Regions from separate parts of the Homo sapiens genome. Here region 2 is linked to region 1. A link is a loop called in an ENCODE intact Hi-C map of the cell type or tissue named here. Cell type or tissue: dorsolateral prefrontal cortex. All regions are shown on one strand.

Region 1 (8,000 bases):
CATTTGAAAGTGATAGAATAAAGAGATTTTAATGAGTTATCACTTTTTCAGCTGATATATTCATTTTAATGGCTTTTTTGAAAGTTCCTTTTTCATGAACACACCCGAGAAATCTTAAATAGACACTTTGCAATATTTAAGAACCTAATGCTGTTTAATTTTGGTACAGCTTCCACATTGCATGTTCACTTTAGTATTTGCAATTTGATATATTTCATGGTGGCAAAATATTAGCTCTGTTTTGGGACATTTTAAAATAGAACTATCCTTGTTCGATAGCATAGGAAAATGTTCTGGTGATTGTCAGGGTCTCCTAATATTTATCTCAATTCTTTTATAAGTCTATGGAAATTATTTAATTATTTTAAAACGTACACACTTTTCTTGTAAATATGTCACATCTGAGTTCAAAAAAATTACTTTGAATACCTTAATATTTGCTGCATTTTTTTCCGTATATATAACATGTCTTCTTTCAGAATGGGAATATATGTGTGCCTCCCAACATTTACTGTTAAAGTGTGTTATCTTTATATGTCAAACTGGTTGAACACTGTAATGAGAATAAACTGCACAGAGTTTATTCTGACTTATTTCTCATTTTGTTTGGTTCAGCCCTTGTGTGATGAAGTAAATACAATGATTAGGGGTGTGTTTGGTTAATTGACTTCAGTTTACATATTTAAGGACAGAGTAATTATTTGGTCATCTTTGCAAGAATAAGAAACTTCAGATCTGTGAATTCTTAATGCATCCCTGCATGTGAAATTATAGAAGGAAAAATGATTTTTTTTTGATAGGGGAAAGAACTTGCTTATTTTTCTTAATTAAAAAACATGTTCTCAAAAGCAGAATTATCATATGTTAGCCTCAGAGCATCGTGTGGATCATCTGGGCTGCTCACAGTGCTCCATGATTATTTAGACGGCATGATGTAAGGCGGAAAGCAGAGGGCATCTTAATCTCCGGGTGGGCAGTTGAGATGCACTCAAAAAACTATGTCGGGTGTTAGAGGCTGCTCCTTGCAAACGTTCCCTATTGGTGATAAATATTCCACGTCTGTTGCGGTGAACACCATATACAGGGCCTAGTGCAGTGCTTGGTGCACTTGGTAAAGCTTAAATACTTCTCCAGTGAGGACAAGGCATTACTGTAGAATGTGTGAACTTCCCACATTAGAGAAAAGTGTATACCTATTTGTTAGATAAATTGTACTTTTGAATTTCTGGAATATTCTTTCCTTAAAGCAACTTGCCTTCAATGATTCGAGATACCTTCTTTTGCTTGTTGTGTCTAATCCATTGTCAGATCCTGCTGCTTTTCCCTGGCATGTTCATACCTTGTTCTCTGAAATTCAGCCGGGAATGACTTTGAACCAGTATGTCTGCTCACCTATTCATGTCCTGTTGGGGCTCTCCTGGACTACCCTATTCCTGTCATTGTGCAGAGTAGGTATCAAAGTAGACATCTTCATCTGTTGCCTTTTCCTGAAAAGCTGAATGACGACTTAAAGATCAGCTAGGCCAAGCCCCCACCATCAATGCTAACTGAGATAAATTGAGACCCCAGAAAGGAGGAGGATTTGCCTGGCCCATGGGGCACGTTAGCAACGAAGCTGTAACTGTTGGCTTCTCACTGTACTTGGGAGCATCATTAGGATCTGTGCCCAGGGTGTAGCTAGAGTAATCCAGCCAAATATACCAGGTTGCTTCCTAATAACCTATGGCATTCCGCACCTCCTCTCCAAAACACATAGGCTTAGTGTTCTTTTTTTTTTTCTCAGTCTTTTTCTGAAGGCCATTTGTTGTGTGAAATGGCTTTCTTCATCTTAGACCTTCAGATCTCTGTTGAATCAAGTGACTTGTGAATGTCTAGCCATGCAACAGCAGCTCACGTACTTCCTGTGTGTGTTCTAATATGCTGCTGCTACAAATGGATGGAATACATTGTCCTAGAATGCAAGGACCTTGAGGTTTGTGTCTGCGTTTCACCTGTTAGGTTTTCTGTAGTTCTGTTAGACGATGGATATGTTTATGTTTGATACCCCTTTATTGCAGCATGTTCAGCACTTTCAAAAAGGAGAGCATTTAGTATTTGGTTCTATTTAGGAAGGGCTTTTAATTATTTCCAAGAACTTATCTAGGTTTAGCAAATGAAGCTTTAATTTTTTTAGTATGTCCTACCTATTTTTCTGAAATATTATTTTCTTACCAAAAGTGCCATTGCGTGTGTAAGCCATGTTTTCTTGTTCACGCCAGCCATGGGAGGTGATAATAGCCTGGGTAACAATTTCAGTCATACTTGTCCAGGAGCCTGCTTCCTTGAAAGTGACTGATGTTCCGGTGTTCCTTTCTTTCCCATTGGGTCTTGGACACCTGATTGTTACCATGGTGTTTGTCCACTGCTGCTATGGTCTTGTTGATGCTGCTCCAAATATGTAGCTGTGTTTTCTGGATACATAATTTTTATTTAAAGCTTATTCCTGGACACATTTTGTCCATTTTTGAAAAGATCTAAACTAATTTGACTAGTAGAATTAGGCTAACAATACATGGTTCAAGGAAAAATACTGCCTTTTGTAATAAAAGTTTCTTCTTGCCTAGTGTCTCATTGGTCTGAATATAATGGCTGTCTTAGACCCGGCATCCTGGCGCCTGTCTTCAACTCTAGTTCTGCCGTATGTGACTTTAGGCAAGTGTGTGTGTTTCGGAACTTCATTTTCTACATTATATAAAATGGAATTGGATAAAAGCTACATCTGTCTTGGTAATTATTATTATTAACTGATGCAACTTTTTTTCCTTTGAAAAGTATTTTTTTTATTATTTAAGTTTTAGGGTACATGTGCACAATGTGCAGGTTAGTTACATATGTATACATGTGCCATGCTGGTGTGCTGCACCCATTAACTCGTCATTTAGCATTAGGTATATCTCCTAATGCTATCCCTCCCCCCTCCCCCCACCCCCCAACAGTCCCCAGAGTGTGATGTTCCCCTTCCTGTGTCCATGTGTTCTCATTGTTCAATTCCCATCTATGAGTGAGAACATGCGGTGTTTGGTTTTTTGTCCTTGCGATAGTTTACTGAGAATGATGATTTCCAATTTCATCCATGTCCCTACAAAGGACATGAACTCATCATTTTTTATGGCTGCATAGTATTCCATGGTGTATATGTGCCACATTTTCTTAATCCAGTCGATCATTGTTGGACATTTGGGAAAAGTATTTTTAATGTTTTTATCCTAAACCCAAAATAAGAAGGGAAAGCTGTAAACATTTTTGCTTTAACAAAAAGGAAATCCCTTTCTTAGCTTTTCTTTCACTTCTAGTTGCAGTTCAGGAATTTTCTGTAAGTGGTGCTTGTACCTTTATCAAAAGTTCTGTTAACAGTTGGTGAGGCAAGAAATATTTGTATCAAAAATGCAAAGATATGACAGCTTAATACCAGATCTCAGTGTTCAGAAGTTTAGTCCATATAGGATTTGTGTATGTTATCTATTTTTTAAATGATTAAATTGTATGTTTTAAACCTCAAGTAAGACACATGTTGAAAATATGGCTGAATTGAGGCTAGCATTTACAGTTTTGATTGATGAAATCTGTATTTTTTGATACATTTAATAGTGCCTTACTGTGGTATATTCATGTGGTAATAGCGCCACCTTCTGGTTATATCATTGCTAAATTTAAAATTTGGAAATTTGGAGTCTGTTTATTGCCTCCATCGTAGAAAATTAGATAAGATATGTGATTGCCTAGGATAGTTTTGAAATTAATATAAAATTCAAACTAACATTTACAAATTATAAATTTTTTATTTAGAGATGATTGTAGGTTCACATATAGTTGTAAGAAATAAAACTTTCCAAACTTTCAAAATGGGGAATATTTAGTATTTGGTCCTATTTGGAAAGAGCTTTAATTATTTCCAAGAACTTACCTGGGTTTAGAAAATGAAGTTTTGGTTTTTTAATTATGTCCTACCTGTCAATTTCTGTTTCTGTAAGAAATAATGTAGACCCACACGCCTGTAGTCCCAGCTATTCAGGAAGCTGAGGCAATTGGAACACTTGAGCTTAGGGGTTTGAGATCAGCCTGGGCAGAATAATGAGACACCATCTCAAAAAAAAAAAAAGAAAAGAAAAAGATATTGTGTACCCTTTACTCAGTTTCCCCCCAACAGCATCTTGAAAAACTAATACAATATTATAACCAAGATACTGACACTGATACAGTCAAGATGCAGAACAGTTCCATCATCACAAAGGCCCCTCTTTGTTGTTCTTTTTATAGTCACATCCATCTCCTATTCTGCAGGTTTGGAAGCAGACTTAGCCACTTGTCCAGAGTCAGATTAGGCTTGAAATGTATCTTTCTGATACCAAAGTTTGGGCTCTTAACACACTACTTCTACTGTCTCAGTAGAAGTCTTGAAAACTTCTCTTTTAAAATAGTACTTCCAGATTACTAAATGAGTTGAATTCAGTCTGTTTTCAACATTTCTAGAACCATACTATTTCAAATGACATATTATTTATACATACCTTTAAATTTAACATTTGAGAATCAATCATAGGTACGTATCAAATTACAACTTCCCTGAAAGATTTCAAGCCCTGACATTTGATAAATAAGGTTACCAGAATAAATAGTAAGTAACAGATTGAAATAGCTTTAAGATGCTGGATTCTTGCTTTGGAAACAGCTATAGGGCCTGGTTATAAAGATAATCACTTGGTATAGGCTAACAGGTTTTTTCCATGTGGAGAAGCTTTGACCTGATGGAGTTGGGTCAATTGGTGTCTTCAGTGTACGACATGCAGCACACAGGAGACCTAAGAAGACGACAAAGATGTCCACGAGGAATCTGCCGAAAGAAAATATAAAGTAATATGTGATAAAATCTAGCATGGAAAACTACGCATCAGAGACTGAGATGGCCCATGGGTGATGGTGTGGGTAAGATAAGTGTTGTGATGGAGAGGGCCTTTGGGGGGTCCCATGAGAGAAAAAGGTACTTCTAAGTAAAAGCCATGTGACTTTATAAATTTCTAAATGTTGATTCAGGGGTCCTAAGTGATGGAGAAAGTTTACATTGTTCTCTTAAGGCTCCATTGCCTCTTTCCCTCCCGAACTGTGGTATGTATACCTCTAATGCACGTTTTCTTTAGTGGGGAGGAAAGGAGGGGCTGTGGAGAACTTTCCATGGTCAGGAACTTACATCAGCCTTTTTTTTTTTTTTTTTTTTGCCTGTCTTTGGTACCTTATCTTCATGTTATGAATGTAACCTATTCCCTGTGGAAACATTTATTATTATTTCCAAATAGGGCCTTTGGTCCCAATGGCGTCTGTTTCTTTTTGACTTCTACATACGTCATGCTCACGGTCTTGGTTCGTATTGTCACTCATGCCATTTTTTCTTCCCATTTGCTTTTTGCCTGTCTAGTTTGAAGGTGGAAGATTTTCCGATGAATCAGATATGGCAAGTGAAAGGAAGTGAAGAATTAAGGGTAATGACAAGGTTTTCAGCCCGAACAACTAGAAGCCATGAACTGAGGTAGCAAAGATTGCAGGTAGAGCAGGTTTGATGGAAAAGATCATGATTGCAGTATTGGTTGCAGTATTGAGTGTTAGGGTTGACATGTCAGACATCCAAGTAGAAATGGCAGGCAGGCAGTTGGATATGCAAATTTGGAATTGAGAGAAATCATTATTGGAAATAAAAATGTGGGAGTCTTCAAAGTATTCGGTGCTATTGAAGGCTTTGAAACTGGATGAGATCATCTTTAGAGAGAATGAAGATGAAAGAAGAAAAGAGAACCATGGAATGAGCCCTGGGGCGCTCCAATATTAAGAGCTTTGGAAGAAGAGGAGGAAGTAGCCATGATGAATGAGAAGGTGTGACCACCACATCAACAGGATATCAAGAGTACGTTGTGTCTTAGAAGCCAAGTGAAGAAAATGAAGTGAGGAGGAGATCGGATGTTTCAAATTCTGCTCGCAGGTCAAGTTAAGAGGCAGCCTGAGAAATGCCCTTTGTGTTTGGCAACGTGGACAGTACAGATGTCATTGGTGATCTTGCCAGGGCCTGTTCTGATGGAGTGGTGGGGACAAATAGAACTCTTTTTGAGGCATTTTGCTGCAAGAGGACTGGAGAAAGGTGACGGTTGCTAGTAGCAAAAGTAGTCTTTTCTTCTTAAGACAGTGGCTTGGCCAGACACGGTGGTTCACGCCTGTAATCCCAGTTTTGGAGGTCTAGGTGGGAGAATAGCTTGAATCTAGGAGTTCAAGACCATCCTGGGCAACATGGCAAAATCCCATTTCTACAAAAAATACAAAAATTAGCAGGGTGTGGTGGCGTGCATCTGTAGTCCCAGCTACTTGGGAGGCTGAGGCGGGAGGATCACCTGAGCCTGGGGAGGTTGAGGCCACAGTGAGCTGTGATTGTGCCACTGCACTCTAGCCTGGGTGATAGAGTGAGTCACTGTCTCAAAAAACAAACAGAAAACAATAACAAAAGATGGTGGCTTATTTGTTGATGAAATGACCCAGTAGGAAAAGAAAGATTGATGATGTAGAAGAGTACAGAATTGTTGGAACAAGTCCTTGAGGAGGTGAGATGAGATGGAAGCTAGGGCACAAGTTGGCTTGACTTCTTCAAATGCACAGGTGTTTATCTGGGGTAGGAAGGCACAGTATGTGGTGCAGCCACTGGTTAAGTGGGTAGACGTGGAGGGGTAAGTCTCTGAAAGTCTCTGCCTTAGTCTCAGTAAACTAGGAAACAAAATTCGCAACTGCAAGTAAGGTGGGGAAAGGTGTGAAAGGCATGAGAGAATAGATGTCTAGGATTGGGGAGAAGGAATGGACTAGGGACATTTAGGATATTCTGAGCAGCACTGAAAACCCACTGAGCTCTGTGTGCATGAATGACAGTGTTCAATAACTGATAACTGTAGTCATTTTTGTCACGCTCCTGACTTCAGTGGAAAAGCCTCTAGTGCAGGCATGTCCAATCTTTTGGCTTCCCTGGGCCCCAGTGGAAGAAGAAGAATTGTCTTGGGTCATACATGAAATACACTAACATTAATGATAGCTGATGAGCTAAAAAAAAAAAAATCGCAAAAAAATCTCATAATGTTTTTAAGAAAGTTTACAAATCTGTGTTGGGCCGCATTCAAAGCCGTCCTGGGCCACATGCGGCCCGTGGGCTGTGGGTTGGACAAGCTTGCTCTAGTGGTTCCCCATGCTGCTGGCTTTTGGGCTGAGAAATATTTTATCAGGTTAAAGAAGTATCCAACTATTCATATTTTGTTGAGTTTTTTTCTTAAGAATGGTGATTGAATTTTGTTAAATATCTTCAATATGTCTGGAAATAATATTTTTATCCCTCTTTAATTTGGTGAAAGCTGTTAATCCAGTTCTCAATATTTAACCATCATTACATTTCTGGAATAAATCCCATTTGGTCAAGATATGTTATTTTAAAAATCTGCTAGATTTTGTTTGCTATTAGGGATTTTTGCATAAATATAAATGATACTGGTCTGCATTTTTCTTTTGTGTAGCTCTAGTCTTTGTAGGTTTTGTGGTGTTTTACTAGCTTCATAGAAAATACTTGAAAGGTTTTTTTTTTTTTTTAAATTTTAAGCTGTTACAGAACAGCTTCAAAAGAATTGGTATTCTAGGCTGGGCACAGTGGCTCACGCCTGTAATCCTAGCATTTTGGGAGGCCAAGGCATTTCTCAGGCTGGATCACCTGAGGTCAGGAGTTCGAGACTAGCCTGCTCAACATGGCGAAACCCTGTCTCTACTAAAAATACAAAAAATTAGCCAGGCATGGTGGCAGGTGCCTGTAATCCCAGCTACGTGGGAGGCTGAGGCAGGAGAATTGCTTGAACCCGGGAGGCAGAGGTTGCAGTAAGCTGAGATGGTGCCACTACACTCCAGCCTGGGTGACAAGAGTGAAACTCCATCTCAAAAAAAAAAAGTTGGTATTC
Region 2 (8,000 bases), 92 kb before region 1:
AGGCGCAAAGGAACTGGGTGTTGGGAGCCTGTTGGCAGGTTCTCCCCGCCCTTCCCCAAGCCCTGTTTCCCAGGCTGCCTCACCGGCTTGCTTCCGGCCATGTCCAGTCAATGAGAGGTGGAGATGGGAGCTTGGAAGAGAGAGAACAGGAGAGGCCTGGGTAGTTTGTACCCTCTGGGCTCAGAGGACGTTTTCCAGCAGTAACTGTGTCTCCTTCCTCCGCTGCCCAGCTTGTGCCCCAGCTCATGCCCATAGCCTCCTGCCAGGGTTTCAGCACCCATCAAAGGTCCCTGCTTCTGGTTCTGATACCACCTCGTCCCTGTGTCCCTCCAGGCTCTGGGGCAGTGAGGACTTCCTTCACTGCAGTCTCTGGGTCGTCTCATTCCCTGCTTAGCTTCTTGAGTTTTACTTCATCTGGGAACCAGTTCTCTGTATTATATTGATTGTTTGAAACCCCTAGACTAGTTTATGTTTCCAGGTTAGTCCCTAATGTAAAGGGTTTTGATGAGTTGGCAGATGTGGCTCAGTGGGGTGGATGATTGGATAACACAGCCTCAATGATTCTTCCCATCCCTGCCGGGCGGGGTCTAGGGTGAGGCAAGCGAGGCACTTGCTCGGGCATATAACCTAAAGGGGCACCGAAATACTTAGTAATACAGATAAATAGTATTTTGATTCAATGTTTTAAAAAACCAAAATCAACCCACACAAATTTATGATAGAGCTTGGTGAATTGTCATGAGGTGAACACACCCATATAACCAGCACCCAGATCAAAAACAAAAAGAACATAACCAGCACCCCAGACACCCCCAGTGGACCCCCCAAGGTGAATACAACACCGACGTCCATCTCCATGAATTAGTTTGGCCCTTTAGTTTGAATATCTTGCAAACAATCTGACAGTGCACACTCTTTCATGCCTGCACGCTTTTGTTCAACATCACATTTAAGAGATTCATCCAGGTTTTCACCGGGAGATGTAGTTTATTTTCAAATAACATGATGGTTTCACTTTTTTACTTTTTAAAAACTAAACGTTACTTCAATAAAATAATACATGTTGTCACAGAAAAGGGAGAAAATACAAAGAAGAAAATCAAACAGCCTGGGACTGCTGACACTGAGATGTTTGGTAGGCGACCTTCCAGGAGGAATTTTAGGTGCATTTATAGTTTTCTTTCCATTTAAAATGGGATTTGCAGTTCAGAGCCTCATTCTTCTCTTGAGAGAGCTAAACAGGATGGCAGGGTGTAGTGGCTCATGCCTGTAATCCCAACACTTTGGGATGCTGAGGTGGGTGGATCCCTCGAGCCCAGGAGTTCAAGACCAGCTTGGGCAACATGGTGAAACCCCATCTCTACAAAAGATATAAAACTCAGCCGGGCATGGTGGTGGGCAGCTGTAGTCCCAGCTACTTGAGAGGCTGGGGTGGGAGGATCATTTGAGCCCAGGCAGTTGAGGCTGCAGTGAGCTGCGGTTGTGCCACTGCACTCCAGCCTGGGCAACAGAGCAAAACCCTGTCTCAATTAAAAAAAAAAAAAAAAGAAAAAAAAAAAGCAGGGAATGCGGGGGAAGTTAAACAGGATAACAGGATGATTTCTTTCATAGCGAGCACAGTGTTTGCGGAGGAAGGAGATGGTGTATTTGTTTCACCTTCAAATTGCGGGGCATCAGAAAAGTCACTTGTCACTTACCTTCCATGACTGTCATTTTCTTATCTTTAAAAGGGACATAAACTTACCCCTCTGCCTCCCTCTCAGGGGCTGTGAGCCCCGCAGGCAGCACTGTATGTAAGGCCTCTTTATGGACCAGTCCCTGTGCAGACGCCTGGGGGCTTGGTGTTACTGGCTCAAGAAAAAATGCAACCTTGTGGCATTTTACCACAGTTCTGTAGGATAACAGGGATGACAAGAACTAAAAACACTGACAAGCAAATCTGCAGATGTCTAAGAGAGGAGAGGTTGTTTGGAAGCGTCTCTGAAACATGAATGATTGCCCGGTCTCTAGGGGAAACAACGGTTAGGTATTTGAAATACGTAAACTCATGCGCCAGGAGTTTGCAAGAGTGGGAGAAACTTGCCAAGGAGCGATGCCAAAAATGTGTCTGTAAGGTGAGCAGTAAAGCAGAGTGGGGAATGTTAGGGAGGGGCTGGGGCGGGCAGGAGGAAGGCAGCCCCAAAACCTGCGGGGGGCTGGGGTGGCAGGAGGAAGGCAGCCCCAAAAGGAAAAGGGAAGGATTGAAGGATTGGGCTGCCTCCCCTTCCTCTTGGGCAACAGGAAGGTACTAGAGACAGTAGGACTTGGAGTGTCAGGGAGGGGCCCTGTGATGTCATTTCCACCTCCTAATTGTACAAGGGGGAAATGGAGCCCCAGCAAGGTGGAGTAATGATTCTGGTGGGAAAATGCTTGGTAAGCACCGTCTCACTGAATCCTCCCGACCCCATGAAGTAGGTGTATTTTCCATGTCTGATAAGAAGGAAGCTGAGGCCGGGCATGGTGGCTCACACCTGTAATCTCAGTACTTTGGGAGGCCAAGGTGGGTGGATCACCTGAGGTTAAGAGTTCAAGACCAGCCTGGCCAACATGGTGAAACCCTGTCTCTACTAAAAATACAAAAATTAGCTGGGTTTGGTGATGCATGTCTGTGATCCCGGCTACTTGGGAGGCTGAGGTGGGAGGATTGCTTGAACCAGGAAGGTGGAGGTTGCAGTGACCTGAGATTGCACCACTGCACTCCAGTCTGGGCCCAGAGAAAGTAAATTTATTCATCCAAGTCTCCTCAGTGTGGCAGAGTTGGGAGTCCAGCTCAGGCCTGGCCACAGGCCTATCTGTTTCTATTTCCCCTGATGGCCCACTGAGAAGAGTGGAAATGTTTTAGGGTGTTTCATTCAAGTATTTCTTGAACACCTATCTGTTCAAAAGCAATGCGCACGGAGCATATGCTACGCGCCTGGCTGCGGTGTGCAGGGTGTGCCTCATATGATATCTCATTCGATTATGATGGGGACTTGAGCAGGGGCAAGGGTGGGAGAGTGGCACGTACCTGGGCCTGGAAGGATGGGGGGCTGTCCTTGTAGGTGGGGATGGAGGGAAACGGTACACAGGTGGTGTTCCAGCCTCATGGCTCTAGGACTGAATATGCATCTGAATTACCTGGGACTTTGTGCTTGCGCAGATCCTGGGCCCCGGCTGAGAGAGGCTGATTTTGAAGTCTGAGAGACACTCAGAAATCTGCACTATAACAGGCTTCCTGGGGGATGCTGATGCAGGGTGTCTGTGGATCACATCCAGAAACTGATCTGTGTGTCAATTCCACAGCAGGGTTTCTTACTGTGCTCCATACACCCAATTGTCTTCCTTACCCAGTGCCAAAACAAAATCCAAACAATAACAAAAAACCTGTGAATTGATTTCACCACACTGGCTGATTCGAAACAAAGCAAAACTGATTTCCTAGAATATGAAATAAACAGAACTTAGTAATGAGGCCCCTCCTGTGGGTGAGCCATAATTCACAGTCCACCCCTTTCCACTAGGGGGCATGGTCCACCTCAAAAATTTTAGTGGCAAAAATTTGCAACCTAAAAACTCGTTTTACAGCAGGGAGTCCCCTTGCTTTGTGGTTGAAAGTGGAGCTGTTCGTCCTGGGAGAGGCTCTGTTTATCCAAACATCCACAGTATGCACATCATAAAATCTCTGAACTTGAGAAGTGTTAGTCTTGAGACAAAAAAATCTTAAAATAATTTTACAAGCTTTTCTTACAAGGGAGAAATTCGTAGAGATTCAAGGGAGAACTTGAATTTTAAAGCCCAAAGTCCCAATGCCCAAAGCAGTGGCCATGAGCACTGGTTAACGAAACCTCTTATGTGCCATGTCTGAAACGCCTCGTTCACTTCTCCTGATGCCCTTCTGGCTCACCTCCTAGCCGCTCACCTCCTATCCCCTCCCCTCCAACGGGGGAGATGGCCCTGGACTCATTTGGTGCACACCAAGTCTTTCGGGTTCTAGAGTACAACTGACCTGGGTTTGAGTCTCAGCGCTGCCCCTTATCAGCTGTATGGCCTTAGGCAAGCCATCTAACCTCTCTGAGCCTCAGAGACTGATCTGAGATAGGCAATCAAACTCATGGTAAAAATTAAATAAGTTGATGTTTTTTGTAAAGCACCTACCACATAATACGTGCTTTATACAATTTATTCCTTATTTTTTCACCCTTATTGCTTGGAGTCAGGGAGTACTTGTTGAAGGTCAAAATGGTTGCTGTGCGATCTTGGGACAGTCCCTTTTCTTTCTCTGGGCCTATTTCCCTTTATGCAAAATGAAAAGGTTGACCCAGGTGCTCTCTGCAGTCTTTCCAGCTGCAATCATCAGATTCTCAAATTCTGTGAATACGAAAGAACAGATGTGAGTTGTTGAGCCTGTGAACCAGAAGGAGGAGGATCTGGGGAAAGGAACTGTCTTATTTTCCCGTGGGCTCATCAGAATGGGAATGAATTGGAAAGAGTAGGAGAAGGTTTTTCCTCGCCCCTCTTTATAGGGTTTTGCATCCGGGAGACTGGAGCATCTTGTAATACCGGGGAGGAGAGAGTTTGTTCTTGCTCTTGTAAGCCTAGGCTACTGTTTGGGGTTCGCCATGCTGTTGGGGAGAAGAGTGAGCTTCCCAGGGATGACCTGGGTACCAGAAGTCCCAGGCCCTGCTTGCACACGGGGGTAGGTGTAGGATATGGGGAATTGGGCCTCTGGGCCCTGAGGCCTTGAGAGCTGGCGGGTATAGAAGGAGGTTCTCCTGGAGGAGAGAGAGACAGAAGAAACCTCTGTGAGACAGACCCTGAGGGCAGCACCAGCCAACTGAACTTTCCGCAATGATGGGAATGTCCCACATCTGCTCCATCCGATGTGGTATCTGATGTGGTATCCGATGTGGTATCCGATGTAGCCGTTAGTCATGCGTGGCCTTTGAGCACTTCAAATGGGGTTGGAGCTAACTGAGAAACTGAGTTTTCAATTTTATTTCATTTTAATTAATTTAAATTTAAATTGCCATAAGCTTAAGTAGAAGAAGCAAGGTAACGACAGCACCCAACATGAAACCAGAACTGGATGCTTCCTGGCTTTGCAGACTCTCTAGGGTTCCGAGCCTCTCAGTCTCTTCCCAGGCCCCCGATGAGTGGAGCCTCAGTGGCAGGCTGTGCCCATGCCTGTGGCTCAGCCTGAGGCCACCTCAGACTTCTTTCTGGAGAAAGTCGTGCTGTGGAACAGGAAGGTTCCCATGCTGGGGAAGCGGAGTTCAGCTCTGTATTGATATTATTCTTATCTTGCTCCTTCTACTTGCGCTAACCACTTAAATTTAAATAAATGAAAATGAAATAAAATTTAAAATTTCACTCTTTGTCACTCTAGCCATGTTTCTTTCTTCCTTTTTTTTTTTTTAACTCCTCCTTGCAGAGGAGCACTAACTCACAGGCGGTGTGCCCAGAGTCGGCCAAGCCGCGTTTCAAGTGCTCCGTGGACTCAATGGCTAGTGGCTGCCCTGTGGGCTTGGCAGATGTGGGACAAAGGGCTCCTATGGCTGCTCCTCATGACTTTGAGCTCTGTGACTTTGAATGAGTCATGTGACCTTTGTGCTTTCATTCCTTGACTTTACTCACACCACAGATTTACAGTGAGCTGCTGCAGGCCAGGCTTCGGGTGAGGTTGTGAAGGTGAACAAAACACACAGTCTCCGCCATCTCAGAGCCTACAGTGTGTGGGGAAAGACAGTTATTAGTGGAATATGCACTAAAGAATGCCTGTGTGCCCTGAAGAGCACAGTTGCCTGGAGCACTGTTTCCAGAGAGCATAAAGCAAAGAAAGCTGACCTAGATCCTGGTGTGGGGATCAAGGCCCAAGGAGAGCCCTCCCAGGGGAAGCAACGCTTACACAGAGAGCTGAAGTCGGAGTGGGAATTGAAACAGGTTTAGGTGAGGATGTAGAGAAACGACTACTCATATGCTGCTAGTGGGAGGGTGAAATGGTGCAGCTGCTTTGGAAAACTGGTGGCTCCTCAAACAATTAACGTACAGTACCATGTGACCCAGCAATTCTCACCTCTAGTTACATACCCCAGAGAAAATGAAAATATATGCCCTCCCAGAAACGTGAACACGAATGTTCGTAGCAGTATTATTCACAACAGGCAAAACATGGAAATTAGCCAGGAGCGATGGCGTGCACCTGCAAAAGGGGTGAGGCGCCTGTAGAAAGGGGGTTGGCTCATGCCTGTAGTCCCAGCTGCTTGGGAGGCTGAGGTGGGAGGATCACTTGAGCCCAGGAAGTGGAGTCTGCAGTGACCCATGATCACACTACTGGACTCCAGCCTGGGTGACAGAATGAGACCGTCCTTTACAAAAAATAAAATAAAATGCTCACTTTGGTAGCAGATATACTAAAATTGGAATGATACAGAGATTAGCATCACCCCTGCAAAAAGATGACATACAAATTTGTGAAATGTTCCATGTTTTTAATAAATTTTTTAAATTAAAAAAAAAGTAAAAGAAAAAGAAAAAAAGAGAAATGGAAACAACCTAAATGTCCATCAGTGGATGCATGGATAAACAAAGTGTGGTCTATCCATGCAATAGAACATTACTCAGCCCTAAAAAGGAATGTAGGACTGGCACGTGCTACATGGATAAACCTTAAAAAGATCATGCTAAGTGAAAGAAGGCAGTCACAGAAAAACACGTATTATATAACTCCATTCATACGAAATGTCCAGAGGAGGAATGTCTACAGACAGAAAGTAGATTCGTGGTTGCTTAGGGCTGGAAGATAAGAGGATGGCCACTAAAGGGCACAGGGTTTCCATTTCAGGTGATGAAAATGTTTTAAAATTGAACAATGGTGATGGCTGGACAACTCTGTGAATATGCTGGAAACCACTAAACTGTACACTTAAGTGGGCGAATTGTATGATACATTAATTCTATCTCAATAAAACTGGGGCTTTTTTGAAAAAAAAAAAAAAGGAGGAATTGGGGGCTCAGGAGAAGATTCAAGCCCAGACAACATGTGAAAGTGAGCCTGGTACCTTTAAAAAACACGGGAGAAGGCCCCAGTGGGCAGAGCCAGCAGAGCCAGCAGCAGAGGCTGGAGATGTGGGCAGCTGGGACATCCCTGGATTTTGGTCTCTTTCTCAAGACCACCTAGTATTCAAGAGTTTCAGGCCTGGGGCCACCCTGATGAAACCTGGGTTTTGAAAAAGTTTTTCTAGATGCTGTTTGTCAGCAGAGGTGAGGGGGGCTTGGGAAAGAATGCCAGGTGTCAACATGGTGTGGGATGTGTTGTGGGTGAGCAATGACTATCTGGACCAGTGATGCAGGGGTAAAAGAATTTACCAAGACAGTTGTAGATAATGAAAGGCAAATTTACTAGAGAAAGTATGAAACTATGTAGTGAGAAGGCAATGGGCAGGCCAGCAGAAGAGGAGCTGACTGCAAGGAAACAAAGGCTGGCTGGAGATTTTATAGAATAATGCTTATGCTATATGCCGAAGAGGGCTTTGTGCAATACTAATAATGCAAGGTTGCAGTGAGCCAACTTGCAGGTGTCTGGTGATAAGCTGGGTGCACGAGGGGTACCTGTTCTGGGCCATGAAGAAAGGCAGATTTGCGGCTTACCTGCCTCTTCTTTTTGCTTTCCTTTGCTCCCACCAGCCTGACTCCTTTTCCCTAATTAGGACTCCACAGGAGGACAGGCTGGGAGAAATGTAGAGCCCCTGCCCTGTCCCAGAGAGGGAGGGAGGATCCCTTAACTTCCCTGCATGATTCCTCAACTTGCCCTGGTCCTGAGTTACCACTGAGGGGTGTGACTGTGGCCCCTTGGGGCAGAAAGCTCCTCTGCTATCACATATCACAAAGTGGTTGCACCAGTTTGTTTAAAGGCACACATTCCCAAAGGACACTGGCTGGTGGCAGTATAAATTGGCACTGCCTTTCTGAGATCAGTGTGGCAG

Evidence for each region. A loop is a pair of places that touch in the nucleus more often than their neighbours do. Peaks named below come from ENCODE experiments on the same cell type or tissue, not always from the same donor. Only the 100,000 strongest peaks of a DNase experiment are listed, where the experiment ranks them.
Region 2: it touches region 1 in a loop (3-fold over the local background); 88 of 110 quality-filtered maps call a loop at or near these places.

What each region holds. Positions count from the first base shown.
Region 1 is chr10:122,431,763-122,439,762 of GRCh38, forward strand. PLEKHA1 (pleckstrin homology domain containing A1) reads left to right here. Exons shown (of 12, transcript NM_001001974.4): 12 at 1-583. Among named protein-coding and RNA genes, the nearest start is that of MIR3941, 19 kb to the left of the region's middle. In dorsolateral prefrontal cortex, CTCF peaks have their summits at 3,656 (motif pointing left) and 3,856; no DNase peak of the experiment used is centred here; H3K27ac peaks cover 3,846 bases.
Region 2 is chr10:122,339,286-122,347,285 of GRCh38, forward strand. It overlaps the pseudogene RNU6-728P. Among named protein-coding and RNA genes, the nearest start is that of PLEKHA1, 31 kb to the right of the region's middle. In dorsolateral prefrontal cortex, CTCF peaks have their summits at 3,553 (motif pointing right) and 3,761; DNase peaks (open chromatin) are centred at 3,566 and 5,526; H3K27ac peaks cover 6,105 bases.